Linked DNA regions of Homo sapiens: region 2 is linked to region 1. A link is a loop called in an ENCODE intact Hi-C map of the cell type or tissue named here. Cell type or tissue: thyroid gland. All regions are shown on one strand. Each heading gives the region's core, and the rest is flanking DNA. Links, peaks and the distances in the headings are about the cores only. Region 1 overlaps SLC28A3 (solute carrier family 28 member 3). Region 2 has its middle 46 kb from the start of SLC28A3-AS1.

The links. Hi-C counts contacts between places; a loop is a spot of excess contacts. Peaks named below come from ENCODE experiments on the same cell type or tissue, not always from the same donor. Only the 100,000 strongest peaks of a DNase experiment are listed, where the experiment ranks them.
Region 2: it touches region 1 in a loop (7-fold over the local background); 1 of 110 quality-filtered maps calls a loop at or near these places.

The regions. Positions count from the first base shown.
Region 1 is chr9:84,280,108-84,285,491 of GRCh38, reverse strand. It overlaps SLC28A3 (solute carrier family 28 member 3), which reads left to right. Exons shown (of 18, transcript NM_001199633.2): 14 at 1-147; 15 at 4,610-4,691. The region is part of intron 1 of SLC28A3-AS1 (SLC28A3 regulatory antisense RNA 1); the gene reads right to left. Among named protein-coding and RNA genes, the nearest start is that of SLC28A3-AS1, 4.6 kb to the right of the region's middle. In thyroid gland, for the core only: no CTCF peak of the experiment used is centred there; no DNase peak of the experiment used is centred there; H3K27ac peaks cover 1,140 bases.
Region 2 is chr9:84,229,439-84,234,822 of GRCh38, reverse strand. No RefSeq gene overlaps it. Among named protein-coding and RNA genes, the nearest start is that of SLC28A3-AS1, 46 kb to the left of the region's middle. In thyroid gland, for the core only: no CTCF peak of the experiment used is centred there; no DNase peak of the experiment used is centred there; H3K27ac peaks cover 1,766 bases.

The sequences.
Region 1 (5,384 bases), core at 142-5,141:
TGGCAGGACAGCTTTATGGTTGCCAGACTCATAGGTTATAAGACCTTCTTCAATGAATTTGTGGCTTATGAGCACCTCTCAAAATGGATCCACTTGAGGAAAGAAGGTGGACCCAAATTTGTAAACGGTGTGCAGCAATATATATCAGTGAGTAAATATTTTAATTTCTCAGTACATTTCTTCATCACATACCTGCATTCGTCTATTACTTATGCCTCTGTGTGTCAAGCACTATGCCAGGCACCTGGGATAGATTAGAGAGCAAAACAACCTAAAATCCATTGCTCATGGAGCTTATAATGTACATAGCACTTCCTAACTTTCAGTTATGTTGAATTAGAGTGTGCGTGTGTGTGTAGACACAGCTAATCATTGCCACTATAATCATCTACTTTTGAGGACTGTGGACACAGACCCAGAGTCACATGAGCTGGGACTGCAATCAATCAACCAAAATTTTTTGAATGCCTTTTATGTGCAATGCGCTGAGTACTGAGGCCATAGCAAGTCATGGGGCCCCTGGCCTCATAGTCTAGTGGCTAACAGTCTAGTGATCTTAAAGCACTCTCCCTTTGAACTTAATGGATTCTGTGAGCTCTGAGAAACTGTCCAAAAGTAACATGCCTGGACATCCTCGAGAGTTAGTGTAGCATCATCACTGCTCTCCACGTGGATGAGGGAGAGAAAAGGCTCAGAGTCTGTGATCTGAAAGCCTTGAGACAAGCACCCATAATTATGTCAGGACTTCAGGTCAATAGCTTGCAAGGAGGCATTCACATCTGCCTGGCCTTTGGTGGGATGAGGAACTCAGGTGAGGTCATGTTTGTAGTTGAGTTTGCAACTTTCTTCCCTGGAGAACAGAATTGTCACACTGGAAACTCTTAAGGAAATGATGAACATTCCTGAGCACCCCTAGTACTCATTGAAACAATCCATTTGGAATTAATGTTCCAGGCATGTATTTGGTTTAAAAATGAAAGGGGAGGAAAAGCAGCCTGCCTAAGGTTCTGAGTCTGCTCACCCACAAACAACACTACCATCCTTCCCAGCTTCCCAAAGAACAAGCCTGCAGATTTACTCCCACATAGCACATCAATATAACAGCCCACTCCTGGGGAGCACTGATTTATATTTTACAGCTGGGGCATTTTGACCCAACACATCTGACATGAGCAGGGACTCTGTAGATTTCCCTGTTCTCGCATGTTCATTCTTCAACTAACCTCCCAGTAAAGCTTGGCCAATTATCCTCATTGTTTAGATGCCACCAAAACCAGTTTGTTTCCCTGCCAAAAGTAAACAATAGGCTAAATTAAGTGAAATGTTTTCTATCCCCAATTGCCAGTTGCCAGGAGAGAATCGTTTTGTTAATGAGCAAACCGGGCTCTGCGTTCTGGCAGCACGAAGCAATTTTGTGGAAAGGTTATTACGAGGGTAGAGACAGAACAGTAGAGCTGATTGAGTTTAGGGGTGAGCCCAACCAAAGGCAGGCACAGAGAGAACATTTGGTAACAGGAGCTCAGTGGCCTCTGCTATTGTTGAATCATGATGGGAAAGGCATTTTGTTTCTCCAAATTTCTAATTTGCAATCAACAAAATGCAGATGAGTCCCAGCAATTTTTGCTCACAACCTAGAAGTGGAGAAGGGCATCCCAACAGTCTCCTGGAAAAGGTGCCACAGAACAGAACGTACCATGTGGGTCCGTGAGGCAAAACCCCAGTGATATCCACTGAATTATGCCCATGCCAACCTCCATCTGAGATAAGAGGGAGAGTACTATGCAGCCCCCATGCCCCTAGTATGAGCCCCTTATTGCATCACTTTCTCTTTCCTAAAGATAATACTTTGCCTGTTTTTATTCATTTGTTTACATGTAACACATACCATAGTATAGAATTCAAAAGGTCCAAAAAAAGATAAAGGAAAAAGTAAGGCATCCTTCTTATTTCTCTGGACCTCTTCTCCCTGGAACGTATACTCACTGTTTTTAACCTTGTCCTTTGCACTTAATAATGTGTCTCAGGTACCTTTCCACATCAGTGCCTGTGACATAGTATTCTATTGTATAGCACACCGTAATTCATCTTAACCAGTCCCATGCTGATAAGCAGTTATCTGTTTTTTCACTATCAGAGATAGATAGTGTTAAAATGACCATCCTGTACGTATGGCATCTTTGCCTGTGCAGACACAAGGAGAGCTGTGAGGTGTGTTATTAATATTTTTCTAGTACGGTGCATCTCTTTTCATCACATCATCTTGCACATTTGTGGGCAAAGTCAACCTGGAATTATCCCAGACTCCTTTTTCTCTTCTAAAACCCATCATGGCCACATCTGTGTATCCCCTTCTCAGTTATCCCTGGAAAGGGGAAAGAGGAGTTTGAAGCTCCTTATGTCATCTTTCTCCCCACAATCTCTTAATAAGCATGCCTGGTTTTGAAGCCAGCTGAACTGAACTAAATGAAAAGCACTAGAATAAAAGTGGGGAACAAGGACAGCTTTTCCAGGAAGGGTAGACTGCATACCTACTTGAAATATTTTTTTCCTGTCAGCTATATGCGCGCTGATGGAAAATATCAACAAAGGAGAGTTCTCAGAAACCATGAGAGAGAAGAGGGGCCTTGGAATCAACAAAAATCTTACCATGGCCACTTGAGTCTTGAATGAGTGTAGCATTGCTCGGTTTGTTCTTTGAACAAAATCATAGGGTTTTGAGAATATTGGAAAAGTATTGCTTCAGTCACGTGGGTACCTTTGTCAGACTGGGTGTGCCTCTGGTGAACAACAGAGTACACGGAATCTTCTGAGCTTCCTATAGTCAGTCCTCAAACTGAGGAAAAATTGTCTGGCCTAAGCAGCATCTCTTGAGTCACAGGGCCACGCCCTTGCTTTCACGAATTCATCTTCCATCCTCTGACTGCCCCGTGAAAGGGATGTTCCTTCTCCTACCTCCAACTGGGCATCCTAACTTTCCCACGGAGTGGTCAGAGTTGTGGTACACACACCATGGCCAGACTATAAGGAAGCTCCTGTGATAGCTGAGAATTTCATTTTTACTAACATAATTATTTTTAAATTATATCCTTTTCACTGAATTATAATTTATATACCAACTTAAGGGCTCAGTTTTGATGTCACCTGTGTAACCACAACTATAATCGACATATAGACTATCATCTCTGTCACACCTTTAAAAAAAAAAAAGGTTTTCCTCATGGCCATTTGTAGTCAACAACCCCACTCCCATCCCCATCCGAAGACCTAGTCCCAGGCAACCAATAGCCAGTCTTTCACTGTAAATTATGTTTGCATATTCTAGAATTTCTTTTATTTTTATTATTATTTTTGAAATGGAGTCTCACTCTGTCGCCCAGGCTGTAGGGCAACGGTGCGATCTCAGCTCACTGCAACCTCTGCCTCCCGGGTTCAAGTGATTCTCCTGCCTCAGCCTCCCGAGTAGCTGGGATTACAGGCACACACCATCATGCCTGGCTAATGTTTTTTTTGTTTGTTTTTTGTATTTTTAGTAGAGGCAGTGTTTCACCATGTTGGCCAGGATGGTCTTGAACTCCTCACCTCAAGTGATCTACCCGCCTCGGCCTCCCAAAGTGCTGGGATTACAGGCGTGAGCCACCGCACCCAGCCCTAGAATTTCATATACATGTGCTCACTTAGCATTCATGTTTTTGCATGTATTTCCTTTTTATTGCAAAGCAGCATTTCATTTTTATGGGTATCCACAATTGTTTATCCATTTGCCTACTGAATGACATTCAAGTTGTTTCCAGCATGAGGCTATTTAATAAAGCTGCCATATATATTTATGTACAATCTTTTTGTGGCATGTGTTTTTGTTTCTCCTAGAAAAATTGCTGGGTCATTCAGGCAGAGCAAGTAAACTTAAGAAGAAACTTCCATACTGTTTCACAAACAGACTGTGTCATTTTACAGTCCCACCAGCAGTGTATAAAACTTCTAGTCACTTCACATCCTTGTCAACACTTTGTATTTTTTAATTTTAGTGGAGGCATAGTAGTATCTCATTGTGGCTTTATTTTGCATTTCCCTGGTGATCAATGATGTTGAACATCTTTTCATGTACTTTTTTGTTATTTGCATAGCTTTTGTGAAGTATTCAAATCTCCATCCATTTTTCCTTGGCTGTTGGTCATCTTATTGAGTTATAACAGTTTTTTATATAGTCTGAATAAGTCCTTTTTCAAGTAAATGTAATGTGAATATTTTCTGGGACCAATTTTTTATCTCCAGCAACTAGTCCTGTCCCTGGCACACTGTAGCAGATGGCCAGGTCATATGGAATATTAGAAGGTATTATTGACCAGGAAGCAGCATTTGTAGAAGCCAAGGCTACCAATCATAAGCCCTTTGTAGAGAGTCACTGAGTCCACACAGCCCCCTTCCATCTTCCCACAAAATTCAAGTGGAGATGGTAAAAGAGGTCTAGGGAGTAATGGGTATTTGATACCATGGACTGTGCATTTATTTGTCAATATTGAATTTATGGTCAAAATGAAGCCCAGTTGGATGTCAGATTTGTTAAGCCAGCTCAGATTGTGTATACATATGTGTTTATGCTTGCTTACAGATTCGTTCTGAGATAATCGCCACTTACGCTCTCTGTGGTTTTGCCAATATCGGGTCCCTAGGAATCGTGATCGGCGGACTCAGTAAGTGAAAAGAACATTCTTCAACAACACAGATGTGCCATAGACATACTTGGATCCCCATTTTGCTCTGTACTGTTATGTCAGAAAAAACAAAGGCCTTTGCAACAGTCATGAGTCCTCTGGGGTCTATTTTTTTAATCTCTAGTCTGCAATATAGTTTTCCCTTGCACACCCAAACTGACCTCAGGAAAAATTTTCTCAAACATACAGATGCTTCTCCCAGCCCAGGGGTGACCTGTAGGCTTCACCTTACATGCCAATGCCAATAGGTTTATGATGGGCACCTGGAGAAGGATTCTGAGAGCCATTGGAAGTCCAGTGGAAGAATGCTGTGATTTCTTAGTGGTGTCTGCCACGGGCATAGAAGTAGATGGTGACAGTTGAGTTGCACATCATCTCCTTAGTCTATGCCTCCTGCCACTCTTTTGCCTTGCCATGACCTCAATAAATAGCCCTTTGGATGAAACTTAGGAGGTTTTTCTTCTGTGGAGAATGAGCCTTTGAGCCTTTTGGCAAACAAGCCTCTTCCCTTCTTCCCACAGCAGAGAATTTCTCTGTATGTGGAGTTTATTACTAAGTTCTTGAATCTTGAATTTCCCAGCTAAGTTAAAGAAAAAAAAAAAAAAGTCAGCTGACCTGAGCCCAGCCTCAGAACAATTTTCAGAGGCTAAGAGTTTTAATCAGTACTTCAAC
Region 2 (5,384 bases), core at 52-5,051, 51 kb after region 1:
AAGAAATTCTTCTAATCATCAGATGTGTAAAACTGTAAGCAGAAGACTGTTGGTCAAATTCCTCTTATTAGGAATACTGAGTGCAGCAGATACAGTAATAAATCTATCGTACAATTTTTTGTGTGTTTATTGGAAATTGTGCAAAATGGAATTTATCAGGATTCTTGCATTTTGGGGGCACAAACAGTGGTACAAACAGTGGCTGTGTGAGATATTACATCTAAAGCATCCCAAGGTGTCAGATTGTATCTTAGCATATCCTATGTATCCTATCCCAACAAAGTCTGACAGTTCCTGATGAGATGGCATGCAAATTTGCCACTAATGTTCAAAAATGGCCTGGAAAAAAAAGAAGAAATTAGTGCTCCAGCAACAAAACTCCTACACATATTCATCAATTGACCAATGGATGTAGTCTAAATGTAATTTGACTACCTAACTACGTAACACTATTCAACTTAGTGGCAATTTCAAAATGCATCTGAATCAGTCATGTGGAACTTATTTTCAAATTAATTTTATAGATTTTACATATTGTGTTCAGAATTACTGATTATACCAAAATAAATACAGCAGGAAGGAAACATCTTGGCGAAAGTCAATAATGTAAATTGAAAAATGAAAATTAGGCCGGGCATGGTGGCTCATGCCTGTGATCCCAGCACCTGGGGAAGTTAAGGTGGGCAAATCACCTGAGGTCAGGAATTCCAGACCAGCCTGGTCAACATGGTGAAACCCCGTCTCTACTACAAGCACAAAAATTAGCCAAGTGTGGCGGCGCATGCCTGTAATCCCAGCTACTCAGGAGGCTGAGGCATGAGAATCGCTTGAACCCTGGGAGGTGGAGGTTACAGTGAGCCGGTGAGCCGAGACTGCGCCACTGCACTCCAGCCTGGGTGACAGAGTGAGACTCTATCTTAAAAAAAAAAAAAAAAAAAAAGAAAGGAAAGGAAAGGAAGAAAGAGAAATAAAGAAAGAAAGAAAGAAAAAGAGGAAAAGAAAAAAGAAATTTAGCAAAATCAAAGCGTCAACAGTTGTCTTGCTATTATAAGATAATGGATATTAAAGAAAATATTAAAATCCTATAGTGGTCAAAATCATGGAAATCCATAAAATGAATCACAATAGCTGATAAAATATACATGAAAAAATAAAATAGAAAAGATCAAGACGATTAGGAGAATTGGCCACTCTAAAATGGAAAAACAAAGGAAGAAAGATGGAAGATATTGAAAGGACAATGCAATTTGTACAGACAATGGAGCAACGTGGGAACCACATCTGCTTCATTTTAATGAATTTGGTAATTCTGCTTGTGGTCTTTACGATGAGTTATCTAGCTAAAAACATAGGGGGAAAAAGTATTGTAGAGTTGTTATCAGCCTATTCAGTTATTTTCTGCACTTTCTGAAGCTTGTGTTATTTTTCAATTTTTTAAAATTTGTAGTTTGTTGTGATTTCTTTTCCAATCCTAAGGATCCACTTTGATCACTAATTTTGTATTTGTAGTTTTGTACTATTTTTCTTCAAGGAGGCCCCAGAATTACATAAGCTTCAGGCCCCACCAAACCCTGGACCCAGCTCCAGAGGCAGCTCCTGCTGTTTCAAGTGCCCTTTATTTCCTGTCAATCAAAGCAAAAGAATATTCAGACATTATCCTCTGCCCAAAAGAGAGGAGATTTGGTTGTCTGAAAGATTCTGGGCCAGAAGAGAGACAGATCCAGGTGGTCCCAGAGGCTCACTTTGTAGGAGTTTGATGAAAGGTGCCAACCAGATTAGTAGCTTTAAGAAAAAAAAAATAGAGTATATCAGCAAGTGGCAGCTGCTTCTCGTACCTTTCAGGAGGACTCAACAACAAACAGTGAATTGAGGGTCAGGATGGCTGGTTTGAAAGCAAAGACGGGGAGAAAGAAAATTATGTCAAAGCAGGTGCTTTCTGCTGTGTTCCTTAATCTCCATCAACCTAGTTCCCTCTCAGGATTGAAAAAAACAACTCTTTCCTGCTAGTGAAGTTTAAAATACAAAAAAGAAAGAAAGAAAAAGAAAAAAAAAACCAACTCTTCCTCTACTCAGATTCTAGGGCCAATTGCTTTATTAGTCAGGGCCCTTACTGTAGACAACGGTATCCACCTAAATTAGTTTAAATGCAAAGGAGTTGCTAAGGATATAAAGTGCTCTTAGAATTGTTGGAAAGGCTGGAGAAAGGCTGCAGCTGTAGGGCAGCTGCCTGGATCAGCAACTCCCACTTGTGGAGGAGCAGCTCCCTTGGTGGCTCGGTTTGGTGGTGTGGTTTTGGAAGGTGTCTTTGAATCCCAGTCTAGGGTCACTTTCAAGCAGAACTCTGGTCAGTGTATCTCACCTAAGAGCAGTGGTGATAATCTGGAATTCTCATCTTTTGCTGTTAGAATGGAAAAGATCTTTCCAGAGTTGTACCAGTAATGTCTGACCCCCTTTGGGGATTTTCTAAAGGACTCCTCATGATAAAACCCAGCTATATTGAGCAAAATGTGTCTGGAAAACATCAAAGAATCAGGCAGTGCAATAGGCAGGAATATCGGTCCTGACTGAGACTAGAAGTATTGTGGGGACCGATAGCCACAATAAGAACAAGGATACAAAGATAGAGGCATCTGAGTTCCACCACCTACGTTATTATGGCTGAGCCTCCCCTCATTGTCTTTTATCAGGCTGTCTCTGACACTGCCACTGTTGTCAATAAAGCTGAAAAAAAAATTATGCCATAAACAGGAAAATTTTGAAAATGTTCAAGTTTACCACTGGAGGTCTCTTCCAAAGCAGTGAGATTCAGTAGTTGACTACTACCATTTCGAATTCTTTTTTTTTGTTCCAGCCCAGGCTGGAGTGCAGTGGCATGGTCTCAGCTCACTGCAACCTCCGCCTCCCGGGTTCAAGCAATTCTCTTGCCTCAGCCTCCCAAGTAGCTGAGATTACAGGTGTGTACCACCATGCCCAGCTAAGTTTTGTATTTTTAGTAGAGACAGGCTTTCACCATATTGGCCAGGCTAGTCTTGAACTCCTGGCCTCACGTGGTCCACCACCTCAGCCTCCCAAAGTTCTGGGATTATAGGTGTGAGCTACCATGCCTGGCTTGAATTATTTAATATTATAATTTATTGCCTGTGTTTGGAACATATGACAAATATCCCATAAGTGCAATAAAATACAATAGGTTCTCTGGGTTCTGAAGAGGACTGCTGCTACAGACAAGTTCAACTTCTGTAATTGTATAAATTCTTCATGATACAAGATTAGCAGCATCTCCAATAACAATAGCTTCTAATTATTGATTGGGGGTATTTTCATGTCCTTTACAGAGATTTTTATACATAGGTTAGCTCAGATTACTTCCTAAGTCTGTTTCAGAGAAATGATACAAACACATGGTCCTTCTCTGATTGGCTCATCAATGCCTCTACCAAAAGACCTGAGAATATTTGGTTCAGTAATTTCTCTCATGGGAGAAAGTATAACATTTCTCTGCAGAATTCTCTCCTCAGTGTTGAGCTTGTTTTCCCTTCTGGGAAACTTCTTCCCTTACAGGAAAACACATCAGCAAAATTTTTCTGGCTTTGCTACCTCTGTAAGCTTCCCTAGGCAATAGTAAATACTATCTTCACTAGAATTCACTTTTCTGTCCTGGCACTGAGTCCTACAGGCACTGCTTGTGGTGGTTTTACTCTGTCAACTTAGCTAAGCTGGAGCTATGCTTCCCAAAAGTCCTTTCCCCAGATGGTTCCAAGTGAGGATTGCACACAAGGAAGATTTGCATGCGGTTTGGAAGCTACATAACAGCAGCCGTTATGCTTTAAGTGCCTTGGAGGCCCCAGGGGCTGATCTGCTGGCTAGTCTTGTTAGCATGGGGCAGAGGCAGGGCACACAGCTCCTTCAGCTCCCACTAGATCAACTCCTTCAGCTTCAACTAGTCCTGGGCCAGACACATGCACAGCTCCATAGCAAAAGGCACCGATTGTTTGATAGGTCATCAGCACCACTGGAGTTAGACATCAGTGAAACACAGATTCAGGCTCCAGTTTGCCCTTTTGCGTTCTACTTGACTATTTCCCTCTGCTTCACAGCCAGCTTTTCTTCCCAACTGCCTGCCCTGCTGACCTACAACTCCCTCAGGCCAACCACAGCTCCCCTTCATGGCCCCTTGTTGGTGATTTTTCTATGATGCTACCCAATCTCCTTTCAGAACTATACTTGCTTAGCCCTTGCACAGTTGCATAAAGTCTAAGCTTTATAACAAATCCCTTATTCATACCACTCATAGTGGTTGTACTTCCCAGACAGAGCTCTGATGCTCTACTGCCAAGTACGGTGACAGGGAATAGAATGACAAATGAACCAGAGGAATTCTACTCGAAATCTCAGCTAGTTAATGACTGCAGTCAAATCAACATTCTCTCAAGAGCACTGGCAGAAAGCAAATCAACACACCTGACACCCTTGTTCCTAAGTCATCGAAAACATTCCCTTTTTTATGCTTTCTGATCCAGCAGTTCCACCTCTAAGAATTTATCTCAAGGAAATAACCATAATACTTTGATAAATTATTTGGTGAACCTTTCAAGGGACATATGAGTTAAAATCGATGGTCCCTGAACTGCTACGTCAAGATGGTTCGTTCTGCTGACCGCAGAACTTTTTGCTTTGCTGAGTGTACAGAGATGAATGACTCTCAACTCTGGACATCATAAGGGACATTTAGAAACTGTCTGGGAAAGAGAAAAAAAGAGAGAAGAGGCCAGTGTCTGGAAAGGAGAATGGGTACAAAGCACAAATATCAAATGGCTAAGTTTCTGTTTCTCCATGAAACATTCATGTCTTCTAACTCACAGTGGAGTTGGCTCTGTTTGGAGGTAAGTCAAAGCTCTGAGCCCTGCTTCAAAATGCACATAAGGCAAAAATGGGAAAAAATAGAGAACTTTGGGAAACAGTCTAAGTGTTGAACAATTGGGAATTATTTAAATGAATTGTGTCATTTCTACAAAAAACATACCAAGACATCATCAACTGTATTGTAAAAGAATGTTTAATGATATGAAAAAACAAATCTGAAGTGAAGAGAGCACATTTCAAGTAAAATGTAGAGTATTAACCCAGAAAAAAGACAAAGTGACCAATGAATGCCGGCAGCCGCTACGGTACATAAGGCCGATTTTTATTTTCTTCTTTTTATTTACTTATAATGTCTTAAGTTTCTATCATAAACATGTATTTCTCTTGTAACAAAAAAGCAGCTGTATGCATATTTTTGTAAATTGGGTGAGATTTATTGAGATGGAGCAAAGACACTCCCCAGCTTTTAGGGGCCTGTGAGCCCCGCCAAGTATGAAAATAAAGGAAAATCTTGAGTTCCT